5 separate regions of the Homo sapiens genome follow, and regions 1, 2, 3 and 4 are each linked to region 5. The links are chromatin contacts, found by Hi-C or POLR2A ChIA-PET in ENCODE. All regions are on one chromosome and are shown on one strand. Each heading gives the region's core, a stretch centred on a gene start or an enhancer-like site at or near the end of the contact. The rest is flanking DNA. Distances are from core to core; before and after follow the strand shown.

Region 1 (2,700 bases), core at 40-2,539, 640 kb after region 5:
GAGAATTGCTTGAACCTGGGGGCGGAGGTTGCAGTGAGCCGAGATCACGCCACTGCACTCCAGCCTGGCAACAGCGCGAGTCTCCATCTCAAAAAAAAAAAAAAAAGAAAAGAAAAGAAAAGAAAAAAGAAAGATGTATGGGAACAGACACACAACTCTCCCTCCCAGATAAGCACAACGAAGAGACACAGAAGCAGTTCAAGCCTCTGATAAACTCTCCGACCCTGAATCCTTAAAAACTCTTAGTCTGTAAAAGAGTGTTACTCTGACCCAACTCCGCCAGAAGGCGCCTCTCAGGTTTGTTTTCTCTAAAATAAACCTGTCTTGACTGGCAAGCCACCTTTCGTGTTTCTTTCCTCTTTAATTCTTACAACTTTGTCACCCAGGCTGGAGTGCAGTGGCGCGATCTCGGTTCACTGCAACCTCGGCCTCCGGGTTGAAGCGATTCTCCTGTCTCAGCCTCCCGGTAGCTGAGATTACAAGTGCCCGCCACCACGCCCGGCTAATTTTTGGTAGACTCATGGTTTCTCCACGTTGCCCAAGCTGGTCTCGAACTCCTGGGCGCATGCGATCTGCCCGCCTCGGCCTCCCAAAGCGCCAGAATTACAGGCGTTTGAGCCACTGCGCTGGGAAACTGTGTTTATCATTCTGAGTCCAGCGGAATACAGTGCCCGTCCAAAAAAGTGCTCAATGAAGAATGAATGAATGAATGGGTAAGCTCTGGGAGAAATAACCAGGCTGGTTGGGCAGGGAAACGTCCTTCTCTGAACTTTAGGGTTCTCATCCGTAAAATGAGGATAAGCAACAGTCTCCATCTCACGGGAACTGAAGGTATGGCTGAACAAAATAGGCTTATTGTCACTACAGTGGCATAAACACCTCCCTTACTCAAAACACTTTCAAGGGCGCAGAGAGAACGCTGTACGAGTGAGCAGTACCGTAAACTGTTACTGCTCTGGGTTCTGTCACGGGACAGTGACTACTCCTCACTGAACTGTGGAAGAGGTGGCCCAAAAAACGCGAGAAGAAAAGAGAAAGTTTTTAGACGCAGAACGCGGCTCGCGGCCACCAGAAAGCGTCCTCCGCCTCCGCCCCCAGCGTCCCCGCGCCCCTGCGCGGCCGCACCTTCACCCGCTGCGCCTCGTTTATGCACTGCTGGTAGCTGCCGATGTAGAAGGCGTTCTTTACGTCGAACAGCTCGTCTACCTCCCCGGAGCCGCCGGAGGCCGGGCCGGGGGCCGGAGGCGCCATTTCGCTGTCTTCTCACCAGCTCCTCTTCCTGAAAGACACGTCAGCCGGAAGCAAGACACGGGCACGCTAGGAAATGTAGTTTACTTTTTCCGAGCGGCGGCGAAGTAAGCCAATGGGAAGCTCCACAATAATATGCAAGGGGGCGGAAGGCGTAAGTGCGTCACGGAGAGCATCTCGGGAATTGTAGTGTGTTTCTGCAAGCCAATGGGATCCGGGGAAACATGATAAGGATGCGGTCGAGGCTGGGAATAGGCTGAGGGAGCTGGAGAGGGTGGGACCACGCAGGAGGCAGATCCAATAAACAGGAAGATTTTTCTCGTGACGTCGTCGGCGCGCGCCGGAAGCGCGGATCACACGGGCCCCTACAAGGGGCCCCTACAAGCGGCCACAAGGATGGCAGGCTTCGCGGAGCTCGGGCTGTCATCGTGGCTCGTGGAACAATGTCGGCAGCTGGGTTTGAAGCAGCCCACGCCCGTGCAGCTCGGCTGCATCCCCGCCATCCTGGAGGGTGAGTATGGCCCAGGGCCTTCCCCAAGAGGCCTCTCCGCTCCTCTCGACTCCTTTCCCTTCTCGCAACCTTTGCTTATTCCGGTCCCACGAGGCGAGGGGCAACCTCGGGCGTTACAGGAGATCCGGGGTTCCGGAGGACGACTGGACAGTGTTGGCATTTAGGTTGCATGACTGACTCGCTTTGTGTTCGTACGCAAGTGATGTAATCTCTGAAATTTTCATAGTCTCAGCACAGGGAGGGTTTGATGGATGACTAGTCCGATAGTATCGCAAAATCCTGCAGACCTGGTACTGCTATCTTTATTTTACAAATAGAAGTTGAGGCTGTCAAAATTGCTGGTAGATCCAGGACTCCTTGGTCCTGTGATTGCTCCTCTAGGAGAAGGTCTTCTCTCTGCTCCTCTAGCCCAACCCAGTTTCGCCATTAAAGAGAGGCCCACAGGAAGCCTAAGATGTGATAAGTCAGGGATTAAATAAACAAATGAAGGGGTCAACAGGGAGCACAAGATGCATATGAGGGAAGGGAATTCTGGATTCCCCAAATTCACGTGCTCCTGGACGGAGTTAGAACGAGGTGGTAGGAAGCTGTGGGCATCTCGGGTCAAATGGATATGGGTTCCAGTCCAGCCTGCCACTCACTGGCAGTGTGTCCTGGGCAAGGTCTCTGAAACCCAGCTGTCCACACATGGAGGGTGTTGATGCTGCTTTGTCCCCAACCCAGGTCGAGACTGCTTGGGCTGTGCTAAGACAGGCAGTGGGAAGACAGCAGCGTTTGTCCTTCCCATCTTGCAGAAGCTGTCTGAGGATCCCTATGGCATCTTCTGCCTCGTCCTGACACCCACCAGGTAAGCCCCCAGCAGGCCTCCTGGGTATGGGTTAACCAGCTGTGCTCTCTTGGGCAAGCACCTTTCCCTCTCTGAGCGCCCTTTTCCCACGTGT
Region 2 (2,700 bases), core at 177-2,676, 810 kb before region 5:
GGGCCTGTAGGTGCTTCTAGGAAGGATGGGGACCTGGCGTGTGGATTTTGTCCTCCCTGGGATCCTGGGGTGTGACGGTGAGACTTAACCGACAAGGCTTCGGGACATGGATTAAGAATTAGCTGTGTCCTTGAATCACACGTGTTAAGACCGCGGCGGTGTTTACAGTTAGAGACTTCTGAGGCCCCAATGGTGTGAGTTGAGCACTCCCCCGGGCCCTGGAACGTGTTTTTAAGACCGAAAGAGGCTTTGGGGCTTGGATTTAGGACAAGCTGGAGCAAGAATACAGCCCGCGCGGGCCGTGGGTGTGGACTGGGATATTTTTGGTCCCCCGGGGTAGAGATCCTGCACGCCAACTAGGGCTCGGGTCCTGATATCTTGCGAGCCACGCCCCAAGGCTGCAGGACACGTGTGTTTCCTAAAAGGAGAGGGGGTGGGGCAAGGCTTGGTTGTCATGGAGACAGCGGACGACCCTGGCGGGCCGTTCTAGCACCCATGTCTCTTTGGCCGTCGCCTCTCCGGTCCGGTTGCCTCTCTATGGTCGTGGCTTCTGGAAGACGGCCGGCCTCGGCTCTGCGGGCTGAGGGGCTTCGAAGTAGACAGGAGGGAAGAGGGGCGGGGCCTAGGTCCTAGGGGGGCCGGAGTGAAACCCAGGAGGTGGCGACCGAGCCAAAGCCTGAGGGCGGGGCCCGTGGCCAGGATAGAACCTGAGCCTGGGAACTTGGGCTAGGCCCGGAACTGGGGTGGGGCTTGAACGGATTGGGGAGGGCTCTAGTTTCGGGAGGGTGGGGCGTGTGCTTATTGCGGGGGGGTGGGGAGGCATATGTCTAACCTAGGGGGTGGGGCCTGGCTGAGAGGGGCGGGACTCGGGGAGAGGGCTTGTACCTGTGGGCTGGGCTAGAAGCATAACCTAAGGGCGGGGCCCAGTGAGTGGTGAAAAGGCCACGGGGTAGAGGCAGGACCAGGAGGAAAGGGGACAGGACGTGAAGGGTAATTCGGGGATCGAGGATAGAGGCTAGATGAAGGCATGTGGCGAGGCCTGACAGTGACCGACAAGGTGGACATGCTGGCTCTGGGGGCGGGGACTGTTGTAAGATTGGCAGGGAAGGATGGGCTCAAAAATATGGAATAGAGCGGACCCAGGGTCCGGGGGCGGAGCCTGGCCAGGACCTGGCCAATCCCAGGCCTGGGGCCCTGGTCTGGTTCCTAGTTAGCGGGCGGGTGTAAAAGCCTGGAAAGGGGCGATGCCTGGCCTGAGGAGTTGACCAATCCCAGGCCTGGGGGCGGAGTCTGACTCGGAGCGCGTTCCCGGACTCGCGGGGGGCGCAGAGCCGAGGCCTGGGGGCGCGGCTCGCTGTAGAGGCGGGGGCGGTCGTGGGGCGGAGCGGGTCGTGGGGCGGGGCTGGAGCGGCCCGCGGCCTCAGCTCTCTCTGCTTCCCCAGGATGCGGGCTCCGGGTGCGGGCGCGGCCTCGGTGGTCTCGCTGGCGCTGTTGTGGCTGCTGGGGCTGCCGTGGACCTGGAGCGCGGCAGCGGCGCTCGGCGTGTACGTGGGCAGCGGCGGCTGGCGCTTCCTGCGCATCGTCTGCAAGACCGCGAGGCGAGACCTCTTGTGAGTGTTGCCGGGATCCGTCCAGGGCTGGGGGCGGGGCTGAGGGCTCTGGGGGCGCACGGTGCAGGGCTGGGTTGCGGGGACGGCTTGGAGGGTCCGGAGAGCTGAGGGTGCTTTGTAGGTTGGGGGCGGGGCTGGGCCGAGGGCTGGGCGGGGGCGGGGCCTGAGAGGGTGACCAGTTGGGGGTCTCTGAGGGGGCTACAGGGGACACTTTAAGGATTTCTCGAGGAAGATGAGTAGCCTCTAAGGTGCTTCGGGCGTTGCAGGCTGCTTAGGAGATGATCTCAGGGGATTTGGGGGGCAATTTGGGGGTCTTTGGGCAACTGGTGGAAATTCCAGGGAGCTGGGGCTGACTGGAAATCCGTGGCGGTGTGGGGGTCTTTTTGGAGCCGTGATAACTGTGAGAGACTTCAGGGGGCTCTCCAGTAGGTCACCGGGGCTCACAGGGACGACCCAATAGATAGTCTCTGGGGGGTTGCCAAGACACTTTGGGTCTATCTAGGGCTTTCTCTGAGGGATGAGCGAGCTGCTCTATAAAGGACTTCCCGGGTTTCTGAAGGTGTGAGTTTCCTCGGGATCGTTTACAGCTGGGGCACTGTTTGAGATTTTGGGGTCTGTGTGGGACTTTGGGTTTGGGAGTTGTTCGGAGTGTGTCGGGAGGCTGCTGTGTATTCCAGGACTTGTTTGGGGGGTCTCTTCTGGAGACTGGGACACTGGATTCATGCTAGGGGGGCAGATTCTGGTGTCCTGTGCAAGGATCCTTGGAGGGTTTTTGCGGTGTCTCTGAGGGACTTGCTCAAACGAGCCGTTGGGGGTCCTTCTGGGATGAAACAGGCATTGCTGGGGGCTTCTATCAGAGCAGACCTCAGGAACAGCACCACGTGGGAGCAGGTGAGCGCCGGCTAGCGGGGCAGGGCTCAACACCTTCACAGCTCCTTGTAAGATGGAGTAGCAAGAGGGACTGAACCCATTGTAAGGAGGGCACAGAGGGTGTGGAGATGGGAAAGATCCCACCGTAAGTTGACTGGTTCTGAACTTTCTAAAACTCACCCCTTCTGCATGCCATGGCCCCCTGCCCCCGGCTCCTTGG
Region 3 (2,700 bases), core at 140-2,639, 730 kb before region 5:
ACTTGAGACCAGGAGTTTGAGAACAGCCGGGGCAACATAGCGAGACTCCATCTCTACAAAAAATTTAAAAATTAGCTGGGCGTGGTTGAGTGCACTTGTAGTCCCAGCTACTTGGGAGGCTGAGGCAGGAGGATCAGTTGAGCCCAGGAGGTTGAGGCTGCAGTGAGCCATGATCATGTGATCATGCCACTGCACTCTAGCCTGAGCCACAGAGTAAGACCCTCTCTGTGAAAATAATAATAAGCTGGGCGCGGTGGCTCACGCCTGTAATCCCAGCACTTTGGGAGGCTGAGGTGGGCGGATCAGGAGGTCAGGAGTTCGAGACCAGCCTGGCCAATATGGTGAAACCCCATCTCTACTATAAACAAAAATTAGCCGGGCGTGGTGGCGCGTGCCTGTAGTCCCAGCTACTCAGGAGGCTGAAGCAGGAGAATCGCTTGAACCCGGGAGGCGGAGGTTGCAGTGAGCCGAGATCGCGCCACTGTACTCTAGCCGGGGCAATGGAGTGAGACGCTGTCTCAAAAAAAAAAAAAAAGAAAATAATAATAATAATAATAATAATGTTCAGATGTATTTTTTAAAGTTTTTATTGTTTTTAAAAATAGAGGCACGGTCTTGCTATGTTGCACCACTGCACTCCAGCCCGGGCAACAAAGCCAGACTCCGTCTCAAAAAAAAAAAAAAAAAAGTGTGATACTAAGTCAATCAATTTGAAAATGCGGCTCTAGAGTATTGGAAAACAATCCCTTGACAGCGTTTCCATGAAAACATGGCCCTTGTCTCTGGAAGAGCTTGTGCCCAGAACGGTCCATTATCATGCCCTGGCTCTATTTTCACGCCAACCCTATAGGGTCTCTATGATCTCATTTTATAGATGGACAGACTGAGGCTCACATATAGCAAGCCCAAGGCGGGGACTGAATGTGACGCCAGGTCTGTGGACGTCATGACCTTTATTCTCCACAACCCTCAATGACATCCCTGTGAGATCCAAAACCAGGATGGCAAAACCCACGTTGCAGCAGAGGAAACTGAGGCTAAGGTCTCTTGGGTCCCAAACCAGGTCCTAAGTAGCCAAGTCCGCCTGGTGGCACAGCCCGGGTTTTATACATGGGGAAATTGGGCGGCGCATCTGGCGGAGGTCTCAGTGGTAGGAGGCGCCTGGAGGAAGCGCGGGTTCCTAACCCTAACGCTACCCCTAACATCCCTTCCACGCGCTCCGAGCGCTATGTGCCTTTAAGATCGGTGCGGGGGCGGGGCGTCCTGGGTAGGGCTGCAGGTGACGTCACTCCGGGCCTTGGGACTCGGAGAGCGTCTGGAGGCGGGGCCTGGACTTCACGCCCGGCGCGCTCCTCCCCTTTAAGGCGCGCGGCCGGGCGGGGCCCCTATGACCCCTTTAAGGCGCGGCCAGAGTCCTCCCGCAGAAAAACGACTTAAAGGAGACGCGTGGCGCGATGGCGGCGGCCCCACGCGCGGGCCGGCGGCGCGGGCAGCCGCTCCTGGCGCTGCTGCTTCTGCTGCTGGCGCCACTGCCGCCGGGGGCCCCGCCGGGCGCCGACGCCTACTTCCCCGAGGAGCGCTGGAGCCCGGAGTCGCCCCTGCAGGCGCCGCGCGTGCTCATCGCGCTGTTGGCGCGAAACGCGGCCCACGCGTTGCCCACCACGCTGGGCGCACTCGAGCGGCTGCGGCACCCGCGGGAGCGCACGGCGCTATGGTGAGTCGAGCCCGCTGTCCCCATCAGGCGGGTCACGCGAGCCCCTGCTTGCTGTCCCCATAGGGGTGGGTCCACGCGAGCCCCTGCCCGCTGTCCTCTTCTGGGCGGGTCCGCGCGTGCTTCCTGCTCGCTACCCCCATCGGGACGGTTCTACGCATGCCCCTGCCCGCTGCCCCCATCGGGACGGGTCCACGCGTGCCCCCTGCCTGCTGTCCTCCCATGGGGCCAGACACAGCCCTCCCCACAACACAAGCGGGACCGAGTTCCTCCTGCTGGCTCCTTTGGGGTGGGCTGGGCACCGCTTCTGCCTGCTGGACCCTACTAGGGCAGCTCCGGCCTCACTAACTGGGGCTCTAACTCCCTCTGGGGCACGTACACCTCCAAAGGACGGAGCCCAGAGCCCCCACTGGGGCGTTGCCAGAGGCCACATCTAACAGCAAGCCTTTCTGTGCCGGCTGCTGCCCTTAAGCTTGAACTCAGCCTGGCTCCAGGCCCCAGTCAAACCCCTGCCCTCAGACCGGCGTGGGTGGAGTCCAGGACCAGATGGCCCAGGAGGAAGTGGATGCTTTCTTGGTAGGGAATGGGGCAGAGCTCTGAAGAAACCTTTGACTGGTGACTTCTCACTCCCTGCCTCAGTTTTCTCAAATGGAAAATGGGTCCGGGTGCAGTGGCTCACGCAGTAATCCTAGCAATTTGGGAGGCCAAGGTAAGCGGGTCACTTGAGCTCAGGAGTTCGACACCAGCCTTGCCAACATGGCAAAACCCCGTCTCTAGAAAAAAAATACAAAAATTAGCCAGGTGCGGTGGTGTGTGCCTGTAGTCCCAGCTATTCAGGAGGCTGACGCAGGAGAATCGCTTGAGCCCAGGAGTTCGAGGCTGCAGTGACCTATGATTGCACCACTGCACTCCAGCCTGGGCTACAGAGTAAGACCTGCCTCTAAAAAAAGAAAAAGAAAAGAAAATGAGCGTATTAATATAATTCTCTT
Region 4 (2,700 bases), core at 1-2,500, 540 kb before region 5:
GGCCAACATGGTGAAACCGTCTCTACTAAAAATACAAAAGAAACTAACGGGGCATGGTGGTGCGCACCTGTAATCCCAGCTACTCAGGAGGCTGAGGCAGGGAGAGTTGCTTGAACCCAGGAAGTAGAGATTGCAGTGAGCTGAGATCCCACCGTCACTGAGATCCAGCCTGGGTGACAGAGCGAGGCTCCATCTCAAAAAAAAAAAAAGGAATGGGGACCAAATTAAAAAGAGAAAGCTGGGTGTGGTGTCTCATGCCCAGGAATTGGAGACTAGCCTGGGCAACATAGTGAGACCCCGTCTACAAAAGATACAAAAATTAGCTGTGTGTTGTAACATACGCCTGTAGTCCCAGCTACTTGGGAGGCTGGGGTGGGAAGATCACTTGAGCTTCCGGAGGTTGAGGCTACAGATAGCTGTGATTTCGCCATTGCACTCTAGCCTGGGCAACAGAGCAAGACCCTGTCTCAAAAAATAAAAGGGGGAGGGCGGTGCCTTGTTTACTGCAGTGTGGACTTGAGCACCAAAAACACATCATCGCCCCTGCACGTGATGCAGTCATATCACCCCCATTGCATTTCCGTATCTCTCCCATGATAACCCTCTGCCTATGAAACCTGCCCCCAAGCTCCAGCTTGAAGAGACAGATTTGAACTTCGCCTACTGTCTCCTTGCCAGTTGACTCTCAAAAAAGCTTTTTAGGCCAGGTGCAGTGGCTCATGCCTGTAATCCCAGCACTTTGGGAGGCCGAGGCAGACGCATCACTTGAGGTCAGGAGTTCAAGATCAGCCTGGCCAACATGGAGAAACCCCATCTCTACTAAAAATACAAAAATTAGCCAGGTGTGCTGGTGCACGTCTTGTAATCCCAGCTACTCTGTGGCAGAAGAATTGCTTGAACCTGGGAGGCAGAGGTTGCAGTAAGCTGAGATCGCACCACTGCACTCCAGCCTGGGCAACAGAGCAAGATTCTGTCTCAAAACAAAATAAAAACAAAAACTGTTGGAAGTTCCTCCCACTGGGCAAACAGTGTCAGGTGGGCGAGTGAAACACAAAGAAGCAACAGCCCATGGTGTGAGGTGTGGGGAGGTGGCACGCGCACCCCGAGGGCTCAGAGGAAGCCTTTTAGCGCTGCCGCCTTGGGGGTTAAAGGAGGCTTCCCAAGGATGCAAAAGGGTGAGCCTTATTAGGGAAGGGGAAGGGTGCTCCTGGAGGAGGGACCGGCAGAGGCAAAGGCCTGGTTTGCTGGAGGAACTGAGAGAAGGGTGACATTGACGCCCCCGCAAAGGGGGAAGAGTGTGGGAGGCAGCTGCCTGGAGGCCTCACTGAGCAGCTGGGACCAAATCCCATGGGGCCCTGGGGGAGGGGAGACGCAGGGGAAGCGGGCTTAAAGTGGACTTGGGAGAGGCCCGCCAGTGGAAGAGGGGTGGGGGTGGGGGTGCCAGGTCCTGGTGGGGCGTGGCCAGAGCTCATTTCTGGGAAGATGTCAGCTCTTCCCAGAGAGAGGCAGTGATGGGGCAGGGCGTGGTGGAGCCCTGCCTGGTATGGTACCTCCTCCAGGTAGCCCTCCTTGCTACCTCTTAGTCCACTGCCTGGACCCTTCCTGACTCCCTCTCTTAAAAGTGTCCTGGCCAGGCATGGTGGCTTACGCCTGTCATCCCAGCACTTTGGGAAGCTGAGGCAGGCGGATCACCAGAAGTCGGGAGTTTGAGAACAGCCTGGCCAACATAGTCACACCCCGTCTCTACTAAAAATACAAAAATTAGGGCCGGATGCAGTGTCTCACTCCTGTCATCCTAGCGCTTTGGGAGGGTGAGGTGGGTGGCTCACCTGAGGTCAGGAGTTCGAGACCAGCCTGACCAACCTGGTTAGCGGGGCGTGGTGGCACACGCCTGTAATCCCAGCTACTCTGGAGCCTGAGGCAGGAGAATCACTTGAACCCGGGAGGCAGAGGTTGCAGTTACCCGAGATCGCGTCACTGCACTCCAGCCTGGGCGACAAAAGCAAAACTCCGTCTCAAAAAAAAAAAAAAAAAATTATTCGGGCGTGGTGGTGGGTGCCTGTAATCCCAGCTACTCGAGAGGATAAGGCAGGAGAATCGCTTGAACCTGGGAGGTGAAGGTTGCAGTGAGCTGAGATGGCCTGGGCAACAAAGTGAGACTGTCTCAAAATAAATAAATAAGGCCGGGCGCAGCGGCTCAACGCCTGTAATCTTAGCACTTTGGGAACACCTGAGGTCAGGAGTTTGAGACCAGCCTGGCCAACATGGTGAAACCCCGTCTCTACTAAAAATACAAAAACTAGCTGGACGTGGTGGCGGGCGCTTGTAATGCCAGCTACTCAGGGGACTGAGGCAGGAGAATCACTTGAACTCGGGAGATGGAGGTTGCAGTGAGCCGAGATCGCACCATTGCACTCCAGGCTGGGGGACAAAAGCGAGACTTCATCTCAAAATAAATAAATAAATAAATAAATAAATAAATAAATAAATAAATAAAGTGTCGTCCTGTCCACCAGCACATCTTCCTGTTGTATTTCCTTTTAATCCATAGCCCTAGCAGACTCTTACTTGTTTATATGTTTATATGTCAATATGTTTATATTGATTCCCCCAACTGTGAGCCCATGAGAGCTGCACCCTCTCCATCTTGGTTGTTTCTGGGTGCCCGCTGCCCAGGACAGGACCCAGTACCTGTACCCA
Region 5 (2,700 bases), core at 3-2,502:
GGCGCCCACGACACCCCCCCGCGAGCCCGCCCCTTGGGGAGGGTGGCCGCGCATGCGCCCCGCGCGCGGACTCAGTACGCGGGCACCTGGTGCTGGGGCAGCAGCTGGCAGCCGCTGTTGACGTGGCTGAGGACTTTCTGCTTGAGCTGCGCCACCTGCTCGCGCAGCAGGCTCGCCGTGGACGCCAGCTCCGTGTTCTGACTCTTGAGGGTCTTCACTTTCTCTTCCAGGCGCGAGATGCGCTCCAGCTTGCGCTTGCGGCACTTGGAGGCGGCGATGCGGTTGCGCAGCCGCTTGCGCTCCGCCTTGATGCGCTCCTGCGTGTCCATGTCGATGGGCGACAACGGCGGGCTCTCGCCGAAGCTCGGCACGTCGGGCACCGTCTGTGGCTCGTCCTTGAGCGCAGCCAGGCGCGGCGGCCCCAACGCGCCTGGGGGTGGCGGCGGCGGGAAGGGCACAGGTTCGGCAGCGAAGGCGACCGTCGCGGCGCCCCCCGCGCCCCCGGCGCCGCCCGCGTAGCTGCTCAGGTTCGCGTAGACAGGCGCTTCGGGCGCGGCCGCCGCCGGGGCCAGCTCGCCGGGGGGCGCGGAGCCCGTGGCCGTGCCCGAGGGCCCCCCGGCGGCGGCGGCGGCGGCGGCAGCGGCCGCGCCCGCGCCGAGCTGGTTCTGCTTGTGTAAATCCTCCAGGGCCTTGACGAAGCCCTCGGCGAACTCCTGCTCCTCGCTGGCCGCCACCTTGGGGTAGAGGAACTGTGAGCTCGTCGGCGTGGTGGTGACCAGCCCGTTGGACTGGATGATGAGGCGCTCGAGCTCGGGGGAGGCCAGCTTCAGCAGCCCCAGGTCGGGAGAGGCGAGCAGGCCGTCGGGGGGTGCCGCGCTGGGGGCGCCGTCGGCGCGCAGGGGGGTAGGAGGCGGCGCGGCCGCAGGCTTGAGCGCTGCCGCCACCTGCTCACTCAGGCTCAGCGTCAGCGCGTCCTTCTTCATCATGCTGCCGGCCGCGGCCGTCGGGGGCGCCCCGGGGAACAAGCGGCCCGGGGACGCGAAGCTGCCGCCGCTGCCACTGGCGCCGCCGCCCAGGCCGCTCAGCGCCTCATCGCCGTAGAAGGGTGTTTCCATCCTCCGCCTCCCCCGCCGCGCCGGCCCGGGGGGGAGTGGCCGCGGCCTCCCGGGGGGCCCGCGCCCCCCCGTCCGCTCGGCCCTGCGCCCGCCCCGGCCGCGGCCGCAGCGCCCGGCCCTCCACTGGCGGCGGCTCCTGCGCCGCGCCACTTGTGCGCCCTCTTATAGCCTCGGCTCGGCGCGATGAGCTCACCGCCCCCGTTCGCCATTGGGTGCGGGTGACGTCGCTCATTTGCATGGAGGGGCGGGGCCAAGCCGCCGACGCCCGCCCGGCCGCCGTTGCCCCGGCGACGCGCGGTAAACGCCACAACAGCGCGCTGCCTTGTGGGTTGACGTCATGGGGGCGGCCGCGCGCCCGGGCCGGGTCACCCCGCCCCGGGACCGCTGTGTACGACCGATCTCCCCGGCGCCGCCTCCGCCAAGGCACGTCCCGGGTGGCGTGATGGGCCCGGGCCACCAGGCGCCCGCCCGCCCCGAGGCCCCGCCCCGTGTCCGCGCGTGGGGCCCCGGCCGGGCGGGGGCGGGGGCGGGGGCGGTGCCGGCCTCCGGGGACTGGAGGGGGATGGGGTCCCGCATGGCTAAATAACTCCTTGGCGCCTCCTGCTCTGCTGTGCCGCCAGGGCCTCCCCTAGCGCGCCTTCTGGAGAGGCTTTGTGCGGATACGGGGCTGGAGGCCTGGTGGGGCTGTGTCCGGGGGCTCGCCGGGGGTGTGGGGAGGTCTGCGTTCCTCACCCTCCCTCCTTCCTTCCCTCCCTCCCTCCACCCCGCGTGTGATTGCTCAGGAAGAGACGGGAGGGGAGAGGAGGGTCGCCAGAAGTTGCTGAAAGCGCTTGGATCCTGATCATTTTCACTGAGTGCGTTCTAGAACCAGGAGTCCTACTTCCTGCCTTTACAGATGGGAAACTGGGCTCAGAGAGGTGGAGTGACCATCCCCCGAGAGTTAGCTAGGAGTCACAGCAGGGCCCGGGCTGTGACTAGGCCTGAGCTCTTGTCCACCCTTAGAACCCTAGAACCTGGGAGTCCAGGCCCCTGCGCAGCCCCTTCCTTCCGCCGCCCACGTTTTAACCCCAGGTCTGCCAGGGCTGTGATGTCCTGGGCGAGGGTGCCCAACTCCAGGGGCTGGGCTGATGAGGCAGGAATGCCGGGTATAATTATTACATGCTTGTTACCACTATCATGGCTGTTAGGGCTTAATGAGCCACTATTAAGACTGGCTGGGAAGGGGGTGTGAGGGAGGAGAGATGGACCCACCCCACCAATACTCACAAGGGATCCTTAGGACATCTGGATCTGACCTACAGCCTCTGCATGCACCCCTCCAGCTCCCCACCTCTGTCTGAATGGAGCCCACACCCTCCTTTCCCTGACCTCCTTCCCCTCACTCTCTCTGATCCTTGGCCTCCCAGTTGCAGGACTAATCGTACCTCTGGGCCTTTGCACGTGCTATGCTCTCTGCTTGGTACTCCCTTCCCCCAGTGCAAAGATGTGTCTTCAGGAAGTGCCCCACCCTCAGACTTTACTCCTTTATTGTAGCCTCTGAATCTGCCAGAATGATGGAGTGGACCATAGTCCCTGAAGGTCAGGG

The links. Hi-C counts contacts between places; a loop is a spot of excess contacts on that map. ChIA-PET counts read pairs that join two places held with the same protein, here RNA polymerase II (POLR2A). Pooled maps may share reads with other maps.
Region 1: a pooled map shows a loop between it and region 5 (9-fold over the local background). The contact joins the promoter of COPE here to the promoter of JUND in region 5. A Hi-C loop is called at or near these places in 1 of 37 single-sample maps with no recorded cell type and 10 of 50 pooled maps. POLR2A ChIA-PET finds 5 or more read pairs at or near these places in 7 of 52 experiments (AG04450, CD4-positive, alpha-beta T cell, CD8-positive, alpha-beta T cell and 4 more).
Region 2: a loop to region 5 is called in a pooled map, with 5 times the contacts of the local background. The contact joins the promoter of SLC27A1 here to the promoter of JUND in region 5. A Hi-C loop is called at or near these places in 1 of 50 pooled maps. POLR2A ChIA-PET finds 5 or more read pairs at or near these places in 2 of 52 experiments (K562 and PC-3).
Region 3: a loop to region 5 is called in a pooled map, with 5 times the contacts of the local background. The contact joins the promoter of COLGALT1 here to the promoter of JUND in region 5. A Hi-C loop is called at or near these places in 2 of 50 pooled maps. POLR2A ChIA-PET finds 5 or more read pairs at or near these places in 2 of 52 experiments (MCF 10A and endothelial cell of umbilical vein).
Region 4: a pooled map shows a loop between it and region 5 (6-fold over the local background). The contact joins the enhancer-like site here to the promoter of JUND in region 5. A Hi-C loop is called at or near these places in 6 of 50 pooled maps. POLR2A ChIA-PET finds 5 or more read pairs at or near these places in 7 of 52 experiments (AG04449, CD4-positive, alpha-beta memory T cell, Caco-2 and 4 more).

The regions. Positions count from the first base shown.
Region 1 is chr19:18,918,098-18,920,797 of GRCh38, forward strand. It overlaps COPE (coat protein complex I subunit epsilon), which reads right to left and starts at 1,290. Exons shown (of 10, transcript NM_007263.4): 1 at 1,126-1,290. The coding sequence starts at 1,251. It overlaps DDX49 (DEAD-box helicase 49), which reads left to right and starts at 1,618. Exons shown (of 13, transcript NM_019070.5): 1 at 1,618-1,759; 2 at 2,483-2,606. The coding sequence starts at 1,645. RefSeq lists enhancers at 1-390, 1,293-1,892 and a silencer at 1,023-1,212.
Region 2 is chr19:17,469,098-17,471,797 of GRCh38, forward strand. It overlaps SLC27A1 (solute carrier family 27 member 1), which reads left to right and starts at 1,427. Exons shown (of 12, transcript NM_198580.3): 1 at 1,427-1,610. The coding sequence starts at 1,444. RefSeq lists enhancers at 492-621, 2,043-2,544 and a silencer at 1,372-1,501.
Region 3 is chr19:17,554,260-17,556,959 of GRCh38, forward strand. COLGALT1 (collagen beta(1-O)galactosyltransferase 1) reads left to right here and starts at 1,390. Exons shown (of 12, transcript NM_024656.4): 1 at 1,390-1,714. The coding sequence starts at 1,455. It also overlaps a transcript of NIBAN3 not described here. RefSeq lists a silencer at 1,468-1,557.
Region 4 is chr19:17,738,126-17,740,825 of GRCh38, forward strand. The region is part of intron 3 of FCHO1-AS1 (FCHO1 antisense RNA 1); the gene reads right to left. Among named protein-coding and RNA genes, the nearest start is that of FCHO1-AS1, 12 kb to the right of the region's middle. RefSeq lists an enhancer at 738-1,238. Within about 2 kb of position 1,251, at least 5 of the 41 ENCODE cell types and tissues checked have a DNase peak (open chromatin) inside an H3K27ac peak, as active enhancers do.
Region 5 is chr19:18,280,370-18,283,069 of GRCh38, forward strand. It overlaps JUND (JunD proto-oncogene, AP-1 transcription factor subunit), which reads right to left and starts at 1,253. Exons shown (of 1, transcript NM_005354.6): 1 at 1-1,253. The coding sequence starts at 1,115. The coding sequence ends at 72. MIR3188 (microRNA 3188) reads left to right here and starts at 1,708; the gene lies at 1,708-1,792. It overlaps LOC124904652 (a long non-coding RNA gene), which reads left to right and starts at 1,723. Exons shown (of 2, transcript XR_007067154.1): 1 at 1,723-2,700. RefSeq lists silencers at 1-151, 732-1,731 and an enhancer at 387-1,238.